2 separate regions of the Homo sapiens genome follow, and region 2 is linked to region 1. The links are chromatin contacts, found by Hi-C or POLR2A ChIA-PET in ENCODE. All regions are on one chromosome and are shown on one strand. The core of a region is the stretch at or near the end of the contact, and the rest is flanking DNA. Distances in the headings are between cores, read along the strand shown. Region 1 has its middle 110 kb from the start of NABP1. Region 2 has its middle 67 kb from the start of NABP1.

Region 1 (5,789 bases), core at 3,290-5,789:
TGAAGTAGCAGTTAGTATCAGTTCTAAATCACCAGAAGTCTGTCTTCCCCCATCCAGGGGTGTGTGTGTGTGTGTGTGTGTGTGTGTGTGTGCAAAAGTCTCACTCCAAGGCAGATGCCATAATGTTTAATGATGGGAACAGGCGACATTCTGATCAGGCAATGGTGTTCTGTGACATGTGGGACCCAGGACTAATGAGCTCTACGCTGAGGGCATCTCTGAAGGAACTGGAACTCGATGGCTGGGCTTGTCAGATTCCCATAAGTTTTCATGCAACAGTGGTGGGACACGAGAGTCAATATATATGTCCAACACCCATCTTTTCATTAGTGAAAAATTATTTTTACATCTCTTATGCTAATTATCAAGTCCTTAAGAGCAGATTTCCATGGCAATATTTGAAGTGCTTGGTAATTATGCCTGAAGTGTGTATTCCTGATCAGGATACTTCAAATATTAACTGCTGCTAGGATATAAAGGAAAAATTAATTTTGTTCATAAATCACACTGTTTATCTCAAAGTATTCTGAAAGTAAAATTTTACAAAGACATAGAATAATCTAAGGCCGAACTCAGGAATAGCTGTAGCCTTTATCTATTTGCATGTGTGCTAGTTGAAAAACATTGACAGCATTCTTGTAAATCTCAAAGCTGGGTTAACATGAGACAAAATGGTGAAGTCAATTTCTGCTTCCTCTATCCCCCACCTTAAACTCAGTGTCTAAAACTAAATGAGAAAACCAGCGTCTCCTCAAATGTTTCCTCTTCTAGGTATTTGCCACCACAATCTTACCATCTGTCCTGACCAGAGATTTGGGATTCATCCCTATTAGAACTCCTTAATCAAACAAATACGTTCATGTGGTTACTGTGGTGAGTTAAGTGGTACCCTCCATGTCCTAATCCCAAACTTGTTAATAGAACCTTACTTGGGAAAAGGGTCCTTGAGTTAAGGATCTTGAGATGAGATCATCCTGGATTATCTGGATAGTCCCTAAATCCAGTGACAAGCATCCTTATAAGAGAAAGAAAGAAGAAGATTTCACATGGAAAGAAGACAGAGAAGGAGGAGAAGGCCATGTGAAGAAAGACAGGGGCAAAGGTTGGAGTTACTCAGCTATAAGCCAAGGAAGACTTAAGAGGCTCACAGGAAGCTGAAGAGGTGAGGAAGGATTCTCACCCAGGTCCTTCAAAGGAGCATGGCTTTGCTGGCACCTTGATTTCAGACTTCTGGCCTCCAGAACTAGGAAAGAATAAATGTCTGTTGTTTTAGGCCCCATGTTTGGAGTAATTTGTTGTGACAGCACTAGGAAACTAACACAGTCACCAAATCCTCCTGAGACTACCTTTTTAGTATCGCTGAATCCATCCTTTTTTCCTCTCTTTCATGCCACTAATATGACTCAGATTATCATTACATTCCACACATATTTTAACTGATAGAAAAAGAAGTTGATAGGTAGAGCCAAGACAACCTTCGGATCTGAGTTTTATTAGGGCCTGGTCTTAATTACTCTATGCTTTGGATCTACTGTCTGCTCACACTGAGCACTTCTAGAAATGGGGAAATAATGACATATTTCATTATCATCATCAACTAGCTTCTGATCCACACCTGACAGTCAGTTATACCATGCAGCAGAAACATACATAGTTACATTTTCCACAGTTTGAAAAACTGCAGCTATTTCTCATCTACCCCTTGAAGAAGGAAAACAAGTTGCTTCATTTTTGCCGTGTATTTCTGATACTGCAGCAGCGTGCTGGAGAACACAGACCTCTCACGAATCTAAATATTTCTTCCTTCTCCTTGGACTAAGGAAAAGCTATGGCAGAAAAAGAACTCCATTGCTCTGTGGGATTAACCAGATTAAACCCTGAGCTGACTGATTGGAAGGAGACGTCAACAAAGGCTTTCGGGCAGAGACAGCAATAATTCCATCTGTAAGATTGATAAATAGTTGTTCAGTACCTAGAGGAATGTTTTTGAATTATTCTGAGCTTTAATGCCTACAAAAAAATAATTCTCTTTCCACTAAGGCAGGTGCCCATTGGCAGATGTTCCAGCAACTGTACCACTCTACAAAGTATAGAGATCCAGTCTCCTGGGGCTAATGAGGTTATTGATTCCTAAGAACTATCTGGCTTCAGGCAAACTACCTACTCCCAGAGACTGAAATCTATGCCAGTGTGAATATTGTAGTCTGTTTTCCCACTGGTGTACTGCAATTTCAATAGTCTTAACCTACAATGTAGGAATTTAACAAATACCATATCAATGGGTTGCTAATTATGGATTATAGGCAACGGTGCCAAGAATAAACTCCTTAAACCTTCCCCAAGCACTAGGATGCTTCAGAATTTCCCTTGATGGCTGTTTACACACTTTTAGAGTCTAACACTTTACCTCTTCCTCTCAATATGATTCATCTCCACCCTGACACTATAATAATAAGACTAAAAATATTACAGCATATCAAATTTGGAGAGAGGCAGTGAGAAAATCTGGAGAACTTTCCACTCAAAGTTTCTTCTGTTAATATCTATCACAGCTTCTCATTACCTGAGAACAGAAATCACAATGAATGTTTCTGCCTTTAAGAAGTGCAATAAATAAACTGTATTGTAAAAAAGACAGTTTTTTTGTGATTATATACAATTTGGGTGAGTATAGAAATAGGCCATTGAGGAGCATGTATATGTGCATAAACATAGAAATACATTTTGGCAAAATTAAGTTGCATTGTCACAGAAGTGTGACCATAAAGTAATAAGATTAGTTTCCTTGTCAAACTTGTGGAAATCATTTGTCATTCTGTATATGTATGTATTCTATAATTGTGTTTCAAATGTAGCAACCCTTAAGTACCTGGTCTCACAAATACATTGGAGTCTCTTCTCAATTCCACTTTCACCCAGTTAGATTTATGACTCTCATAAATGATCCAAAGATTCGGGCTCCATGATTACAATGGACACAAAGAGAAATTAGGTAGACATGAGGCATTAGGGCAAAACACATAGGCCCACCCTAATTGAGTAGGCAGCTACCACTCTCCATTCTAATAAGCCAGTTTCAGTTGTACTAGAAAAGTCCTCTTGTCAATAGGAGAAGTCCCAAATTTTCCATCATCTGCATGCCTGACACCCGCATGGCCGACATGCCTTTAACTACCATTTATGGACCAGGTACTTTATATACCTAATCTCTAGTCCCTATAGCCACTCACAAATGTGCATATTACTATCATCGTTACTATTTGACACATGAGAAAATAGACTCATAAAGGTTAAATGACTCGCCTAAGGGCCCACAAGTGATAAGTAGATGAACACAGATTAGAACTTCTAATTACCAATCTTCTGTCTTATTTCCAAGCCTTGTGACTCAAAGACAAAGCTTGTCATTGCCACAATTAATGTTCAAATGCAAACGTAGACAGCATAGGATAATAAGACTCTGTGTCACTCACACTAAGGATCCAATGAGGAGAGCAATGGAGCCCCCATACCTGGTAAGAGTGGGGAAAGAAAAGGTTTCAAAGAAGTGAGTCTGAGGGTCCTAGGGACACAGTGTGCCTTCTCACAATTCTACCCAGGGTGGGGCGACTGAATTCTCAAAGCCTTGTCTTATTTTATCTCATGAGGCAAAAGCTCACTTTCATTCTAGGGCTTCAAAGGTAGCCAGCACATTTGAATTACCCAATTTGTCATAAAAATATTGTTAGGAAAATGCCCAAACTATCAAAGATGAATTAAATTTTTCTGGCAGCTTGAGTTGGACTCATGTCTCTTCTTTCATTTGATATGTTACTGCTTGGTTTTTCATGATCTTGATATCCTTGCTTAGAAACAACATTCTCAGACACCAGGTATCAAGTAAGGGTTCAGGCCCCACTGCCTGAGTTCAAATTTTCAGAGTTTGGAGGAAGGCAGCCCAAGGGTCACTGGAATTATAATAACTTAAGGGAAAAAAAAAAAATATATATATATATATATACCAAGTTAGGCTTATGGCTTCCTCCCTAACTACCCAATGGAAAGAGATAGGGAGTAAGATAACTAGATGACATTTTTGGTCATTGTTGTTCCTAAAGGTCAACGTTTCTTCAGCTCTGGTTAAATTTTCAGCATTCTTACTTCTGCATGTTCTGTCCAGCCCCTCCTATTCCTATAATTTTGAGGAAGTCACTGAGGGAAAGTGCTGACTCATAAAATTAGTGACTGGAAGCCAGTAAGTGACAGCACTTACAGGCAAGTTTGTATTAAAAATGTAATGATGTCAAGAAATTTCTCCAGGGACTTTGGCTTTTTATTGAAGTAAACTCATTTTCCCAGGTCTCACTTTGTTGCTTTTCATATTTGCAACTTTAATGACCAGAAAAAAAACCCCACAAAAAACCCAAAACGAAACAAAACAAAACAAAAACAAGCAGAGGAAGAAAGAAGGGAGGAGAGAGGGGGTGGGGAGAGAGAGTAAGAGAAAGAAATACGTGCATTAAAGAAAGGATTTGTTATCAGTACCCTCTTCTGGAAACACAAGAATGTAGCCTGGAATCGAGCTGTGGCATTTCTTTGATGAGAAAACAAAGAGATTTACGCTAGCAGACAGCGTCAGGCTTCCATGTGTCTGATGTTATTTGGGGTTGACATAATGTAGTAGAAAGAGCCCTAAACTTAGAAATCAAAAATTGTGGATTTAAATCCAGCCTTTGCTCCTAACCTTCTACGACCTCAATATTTAAATAATTCGGTGTTTTAAGTATAGTAGACCATATATCTGGATTAGAATCACCAGAGGCTGTTGCTAAAACTGCAGAATCCCAGGATTCACTCCACCATCAGAATCAAACGGCAGGAATAGGTATGAATCTCAATTTTAAACAATTTCCAGGGAAATTCTTAAGTAGTGTTCTGGCTTCAGTTACCTAATCTGTAGGTAGATAACTACAGATAACTGATGATTTTCTTAGATTAAGTGACCTATAATGCCCCTTACACATCTAACGCTTCGTGATCTTATAAAACAAAACAGAAGGAATGATTCCTCAATGGATTAACAAACTGTGATGGATCCATACAGTGGATTAATCCTCAGGAGTAAAAAGGAATGAATTATTGATACATGCAGCCACATGCATGAATCTCAAAATATTTATGCTAGGTGAAAGAAATCAGACAAGAAAAGATGATTTCATTTTCATAAAATCCTAGAAACCGCAGAGTAATCTATAGTCACAGAAAGCAGACTGGGGATGGGGCAAAAAGAAGGAGGTCTTACAAAGGGGGCAACTATGAAACTTTCGGGGTGAAGGAAATGTTCATTATCTTGACTGAGGTGGCGGTTTCCTGGGTAAGCACATATGTCAAAACTTGTGAAACCACACACTAAATCTCTGCCGTTTACTATAAATCACTTACCCCAATAAAGTTGAAAAAGAAAGAAAAGAAAAAGAAAAGAAAAGAAAGAAGGAAGGAAGGAAGGAAGGAAGGAAGGAAGGAAGGAAGGAAGGAAGGAAGGAAGGAAGGAAGGAAAGAAAGAAAGAAAGAAAAAGAGAAAGAAAGAAAGAAAGAAAGAAAGAAAGAAAGAAAGAAAGAAAGAAAGAGAAAGAAAGAAAGAAAAAGGAAGGAAGGAAGGAAGGAAAAGAAAGAAAGAAGGGAAGAAAGGAAGAAAGAAAGAGAAAAGAAAAGAGAAAAAAGAAAGGGAAGGAAGGAAGGAAGGAAGGAAATAGACTAGGATCTTGGGGAAGTTTGGATATCCATCTTCCTGGATATCCAAAAAGATTTCC
Region 2 (5,789 bases), core at 1,043-3,542, 40 kb before region 1:
GTATAGGTTGACAATCCCTTTTCTACCTATTTGGAAGTCCAAAGAGATTTGATAAATGAAAGACTTTTCATAACTCATTTGGCATCAAAACCTGACCTGACGTAAACTCATTTGGCAACAAAACTTGTCCTCAACTGACTTGAGGCTATTTTTAATCTCCATTGATCACAATCATTGTGAATGTTCACACATTTCACTGAAGCAATATCAATTTGTTTCATTACAGGGTGCTGCCCCACACCCCACAGGGTATCTTATGTATGATTTGATATAATTTATCTCATTATCACTCCAAGATTCAAAAAGCCTTACATTACAAAACACTTCTGGACCCTGAGGGTTTTGGATAAGTGATTTCAGGTATGTATTTTCTTTCCTTATGCTTCTCTTTTTTTAAAAGTTAATATGTTTGCCCAAGTTTAACACTTTGATTTGGTGAATGTCTATGGCCGTTTTATACAAAACCTTTGTGTATAAAATAAATTCAAGTGTTATAGAGGAAATGAAACCCCTTTTAGAAATTTATCATCACACAAAAGTCATTACACAGTATCTCCTGCCTCACCAATTGTTTCATTGTTTATTGATGGGGAGCCACTAAAACATCTACCCCAAAGGATTAATTTTTTTCCCCTCAGACAGTTTCTAAATGTGGGATACCTTTTTTCAGGCTATTGGTTATTTGATTGACTTTTTTGGAATATGTAGTTTGTAATTCTGTGTGGGATCAAATTAACCATAAGGTGATTAAAATTAGGGTGATCCCATCCTAGATAACACGGTGAAACCCCGTCTCTACTAAAAATACAAAAAATTAGCCAGGTGTGGTGGCGGGTGCCCGTCATCCCAGCTACTCAGGAGGCTGAGGCAGGAGAATTGCCTGAACCCGGGAGGTGGAGGTTGCAGTGAGCTGAGATAGCACCATTGCACTCCAGCCTGGGGGACAGAGCGAGACTCCGTCTCAAAAAAAAAAAAACTAGGGTAATCCAGATGAACCTTAAATTTCAGACTGGTCTGGATTCTCTCAATCTGAATTTTCTGTATATATTTATACAAACCCACAGGTTCATTTTCTCATTCACTGTCACATGAATGTCACACTATCTGGTATTCTGGCATGCTTTCAGGACCTTAGGTGCTAAACCGTAACATCTGAACATCTATTAAACCTGGCACTTTAGAAATTTTTTAACTGCCACAGAATTGTTATTCATTGAATGAAATTTTTCATGATAGTTGTCTGAGTCACAAAGTTTAATTCTAAAAGTCAAGGAAAAGATTCCCAAATAAAGGGTAAGGAAAAGCACCTCTGACTTAAGACATTTCCCTGCTTTTCTGCGGTAAATCAGTTGCTATGACAGTAGACTCACTCAGAGAACATGCACCTAAGTGCTTAAAATAGCTGAAGAGCACTTTTCCCTTATGAATCAGATTCTTCAAGGAATTGCTAAGTCTTCCAGCACTTATGTGAGCATTGTTTCTGCCATTAGTAACTACAGTTACATGGTGGAGTTAAACACATCCTATTGTTTGGGGTTTTTCAGTTCTAACAGAGAAAAAAGAAAGGAAATTCCTTAGTAGTTAACATGTATAGATATACGTGTCTGTTAATTTTAAGGGTCTTTTATTTGGTTCAAGGTGAAATAATTTTAATTTGAAGTCCACATTTTAAAAGCATTAATTAATCCTCACAATAGCATCTGTATGGCATACATTAATGAAATTATGCCCACTTCACAGGGGACTGATTAAAGTAAAGATGCCAAGTATATTTCTACATTAAAGTAAATTGTTATCCAGAAATAAAATTGAAGACCTCAGACTCTTAGCTCTCTGAGTAATTGCTGTATACTATGACTGCTTTTCTCCATGTACCAAGCTATTCTGGATTATTCTCAAGTTTTCCCATTTGTCTTTACTGAATGTTTGTTGGGCAAGCAATGTGGATAAGGATTCCAAGAATATATGGGAGGGCAATGGCTACCTCAGAAAATAGGGAAGGTGGACATGCCAGTCAGCCTCCCTGTGGGTTATCCACAGCTCTTCGAGTTGCCATTCTTGTTGAACAGCATCCATGGCACCTGTTCTCTTAGCTGCCCCTTCCCAACCAGTCCAGGCTGTCCTCACTCCTGAATTCTTCTGCAGAGTTTCCTCCATCCGCCATCCCTGTGCACACACTTCACTCTGCTGCCAAAAGCAACCAATCGCCTGTCAGAGTGGATGTGCATGGGGCTATTACCAAATGGGAACTGAAAGCCAGAGAATTTCATCTCCATGAGGTAACAAGGGCTACTTCTGAAAGCAGAAGTACCAGATTCGCCCTTTAGTGATGGTCCTTCAGGGTAATTATAGAGGGCAGAGAAAAACCATTAAGAAAATGGAATAATAAACTGTAGACTGGGGAATACTGAAAAGAGAAAACATGCTACAGACTTTTTGGCTTTTGTCTCTTTTTAAACAGCTATATACTTAGTTTATGTGCTAAGCACATATTTCACTAAATGGGAACTTCATTCAAGTTCCTTCATCCAATAAAATGTATTATTCTACTTCCCCTTAACCTTTTTTTTTTCAGTAAATATAGCTATAAGAAGAAATCCATTAGCATGTATTATCCATTGAGCCAGTATAGGGCTTATTAAGCTTGAGGAGAAGCCACTGAACACTACAGGCTTGGCCCTGCCCTCAGGGAGTTTCCATTTTGTGCACCTGAGATAGCCTGAGGACCCTAAAGTCTTGTTAAAGAAGTCACCTGTATAACGCTGCTTTGAAAGTTTGGCATTTGTTGAAAATGAATAAGGATATGTTGGTCTACGTTACATATTCAGAATCAAGTATCAAAATAAAATTTATAACAGGCTTTGGCATAACTCCAAGTTTGAATTATGAAGGATAAATGTTCTTGGCATTATACTGGAAGTTTTTTGGAAGAGAAGTGCTATAAAAGCAGACTCTAAGGCAGTATCTAAGATAATACTAAAACCATTGGTTGAAAATTTAAACATTTTAAAATTTGTAATAAAAAATAAGCCATTATTTCTCTGTGTTCTCTGAATGGGATTTAGCCAAAGATATATGTTAAATAATTAGTCATTTCAGTTAAAGTGATTGCACAAGTTGCTCATTTATGCAGCAATCATGGAAGAGATGCAAGTAGGAATTGCATTTTGTCTGTTTTACAAGGTCTAATTTTCACTTTTACAAGGTCTAATTTTCACTGGCAGTCCTCAATCCTTGTCCCCACTTCCTGGGAACAGATGCTACAGATCCTCTCACTTATAGGTCAACCTATACTCCCACTGTCTCTGAAGAGATGGTATAGCCTTTTCTCGTGAGCCTCTACTTGACCAACTTTATTATGAGCAGATTCTTTCTTACTAGGCTTCTTTTGAAATGTAGGCCCATTTTTTTGTTCTCTGCTCAAAAGCTACTAATATACACCCCTGTTGTTCCACTCCCCATAACTGCTTTGTCCCTAGCCAGCCTACGCCCTACCAAGGAACAATTCCCTAATTTAGGAAATCAGATCCACTGCACAAACTGACTCTGCTGTTAATGCCCCTGTGGCCACAGGTTAAATGCTTCTGCTAATATCACTGTCAAGAAATCATGTTTGAGACCTAGAGACCTGGGATGAGAAATAGGTATCAAGATCTACAGCTGCAGCCCTGTACCTCTAGATCAAGATTAGCAGGGCCACAAAGTTCAACATCCAATCAAGGATCCACTGGTCTTCCAATTCCTAAAAAAGACTGAGAAAAATAAATAGGCTTGGAGAACTGCCTGGACATTATTGTTGAATACCAACATCTAAGCCCCTTTTAATTATTTCTAACAAATAGATAAAAATCTATACAAATCTCAGGTGAGCAAGAGAACTACTATCTTGAGTTCTCTGGAAAGTGTTCAAGCTGTGAAGTTACTGGGGCATGCTGGACCAGAGACAGAGCACTCTCGGAGGCCAGTGAGCAGGCCAGGCCCACAGGGCCATCTGACCCATACAGAACACCAAACTGACTCTCAAGGGACAGTATAGAGCTGGACCCCTTCAGTGTAACTTCCTTAGAGGACAATGGCCAAACATTTGCATGAGCAGCATATGTCATTGGAGGATCCCAGCACAAGATAATTTGTGCCTATATTCTTTATTGACTCATCCCAATAAGCATTTCCTTCTGACTTACTACTAATATGTTAGCAAGTCCCACATCCTTCCATTCAGAAGTTAGTATTCTCAATTTTAATCAATTATTCCAAATATTATTCCAAATAAGAATTATTTAATCTAACAAAAATTATATTTATACCAAAAAGTGGTATAAAGATGTTTATACCATTTTTTAACCTAGCACAATAAAGGATACCAGTGTTACGTATGTGGGTCTCTAGAACAAAGACATTCTGTGAGTTTGATCACCTTATGGTCTAGAGTTCACAGAGGCTGAACAAAAGCATCCAATCGTATCAGTTTTTATATATACCCTTCCAATTTTCCTTCACACACATATATTTATACATGCATGGCACTATTATCTATGAAATAAAAAAACTGGAAGTAACCTAAATGTCCAAAATTAGGAAAAATTTTTATCTAACTATACTATGGCCAATTGCTGAAATATTATGTAGCTGTTCCAATAATCCTTATAAATGTTATACAACAATGGTGGAAAAGAACTTTAATATACATTTAAGTGAAAAGACTAGCATACAAAATTATTTGTATGCAATGAAACAACCTATGTAAAAATAAATGCACATGGTGGGGATGAGGGGACTGGAAAGGTATACAAAAACCTACTAATAGTTGATGTTTTAGGGTAATATGCTAATAGATCATTTTCTCTTTATTTAAAAAAATGTTCATAATGTTGCTACATTGGCTTTACACAAAATTAAGCATATTATACATATACACATGTGTGCCTCTTTCAAGACAGTTCAGAACTATGCTAGGCCTTGGATTTTAATATTATGTCTTAGAAATACAAGTAATAAAAGATTTTATGCAAACTGGATTAAACCTAAGAGAATTTATGAAACTACGTCGCTAGAAAGTTCAGAGTGTGGACCATTCTCAGGTTGAACTGCTCCAGAGATTCATGGGGTCCTCAGTGCTGTGGCTCCCTTGCTCTTGACACTGCCTTCCTGCTTTTGTCACACTTCTTTCCTTGTGGTAGAAAAATGACTGCAGCAGCTCCATATTGGTTAGAGAAATAACAAGATCAAGTCTTCCGCCAACATCAGACAGCAATCTTTGCTTCCCTCTGTTTGGACCAAAGTAGATCAATTGCCAAGGCCAAGGAACTATTACATGGGCTTCAGGTGAAACGATGCCATCCACACATCAATCTGTTACTGTCCACAAATATTTGGCTGGCCCTCCCTATCAGAGGACACTACTTCCCTACCTCACTGACATCAGGTTTGGCTATAACTTGCTCTGGCTATTGAAATACAAAATACCACTCTTCAACAACGAAATGTGACCTAGTTGTTCAGCAGCACTATTGGCTTCACTAAAGCGGTTTTGTTCCTTCTCTCAGGTATTATACAAGCGTTCAGAGCCAGTGTGTTGTTTTCTGTGCTCCCCTTCCCCTCTGCTACAACTCCAGACAGACAGAGGCTTCATGTCAGCCTGAGTTCTAGTGAATCTGTAATTGAGTGGAGCCAAAGCCCACCAACAATGTACATGCAGCGTGAGCTACACCTTCGTTATTATAAGCTGCTGAGATTTGAGAGTTGTTTGTTGCTGTACCATAACTTAGCCTATCCTTACTGGGCTAAAG

Evidence for each region. A loop is a pair of places that touch in the nucleus more often than their neighbours do. ChIA-PET counts read pairs that join two places held with the same protein, here RNA polymerase II (POLR2A). Pooled maps may share reads with other maps.
Region 2: a loop to region 1 is called in a map of CD14-positive monocyte, with 3 times the contacts of the local background. The contact joins two enhancer-like sites. A Hi-C loop is called at or near these places in 14 of 168 maps with a recorded cell type or tissue (B cell, CD14-positive monocyte, CD4-positive, alpha-beta T cell and 9 more), 12 of 37 single-sample maps with no recorded cell type and 17 of 50 pooled maps. POLR2A ChIA-PET finds 5 or more read pairs at or near these places in 15 of 52 experiments (A673, B cell, CD4-positive, alpha-beta T cell and 10 more).

The regions. Positions count from the first base shown.
Region 1 is chr2:191,570,026-191,575,814 of GRCh38, reverse strand. No RefSeq gene overlaps it. Among named protein-coding and RNA genes, the nearest start is that of NABP1, 110 kb to the left of the region's middle. Within about 2 kb of position 4,539, at least 4 of the 41 ENCODE cell types and tissues checked have a DNase peak (open chromatin) inside an H3K27ac peak, as active enhancers do; they include CD14-positive monocyte, where a contact is called at or near this core.
Region 2 is chr2:191,608,279-191,614,067 of GRCh38, reverse strand. No RefSeq gene overlaps it. Among named protein-coding and RNA genes, the nearest start is that of NABP1, 67 kb to the left of the region's middle. Within about 2 kb of position 2,292, at least 3 of the 41 ENCODE cell types and tissues checked have a DNase peak (open chromatin) inside an H3K27ac peak, as active enhancers do; they include CD14-positive monocyte, where a contact is called at or near this core.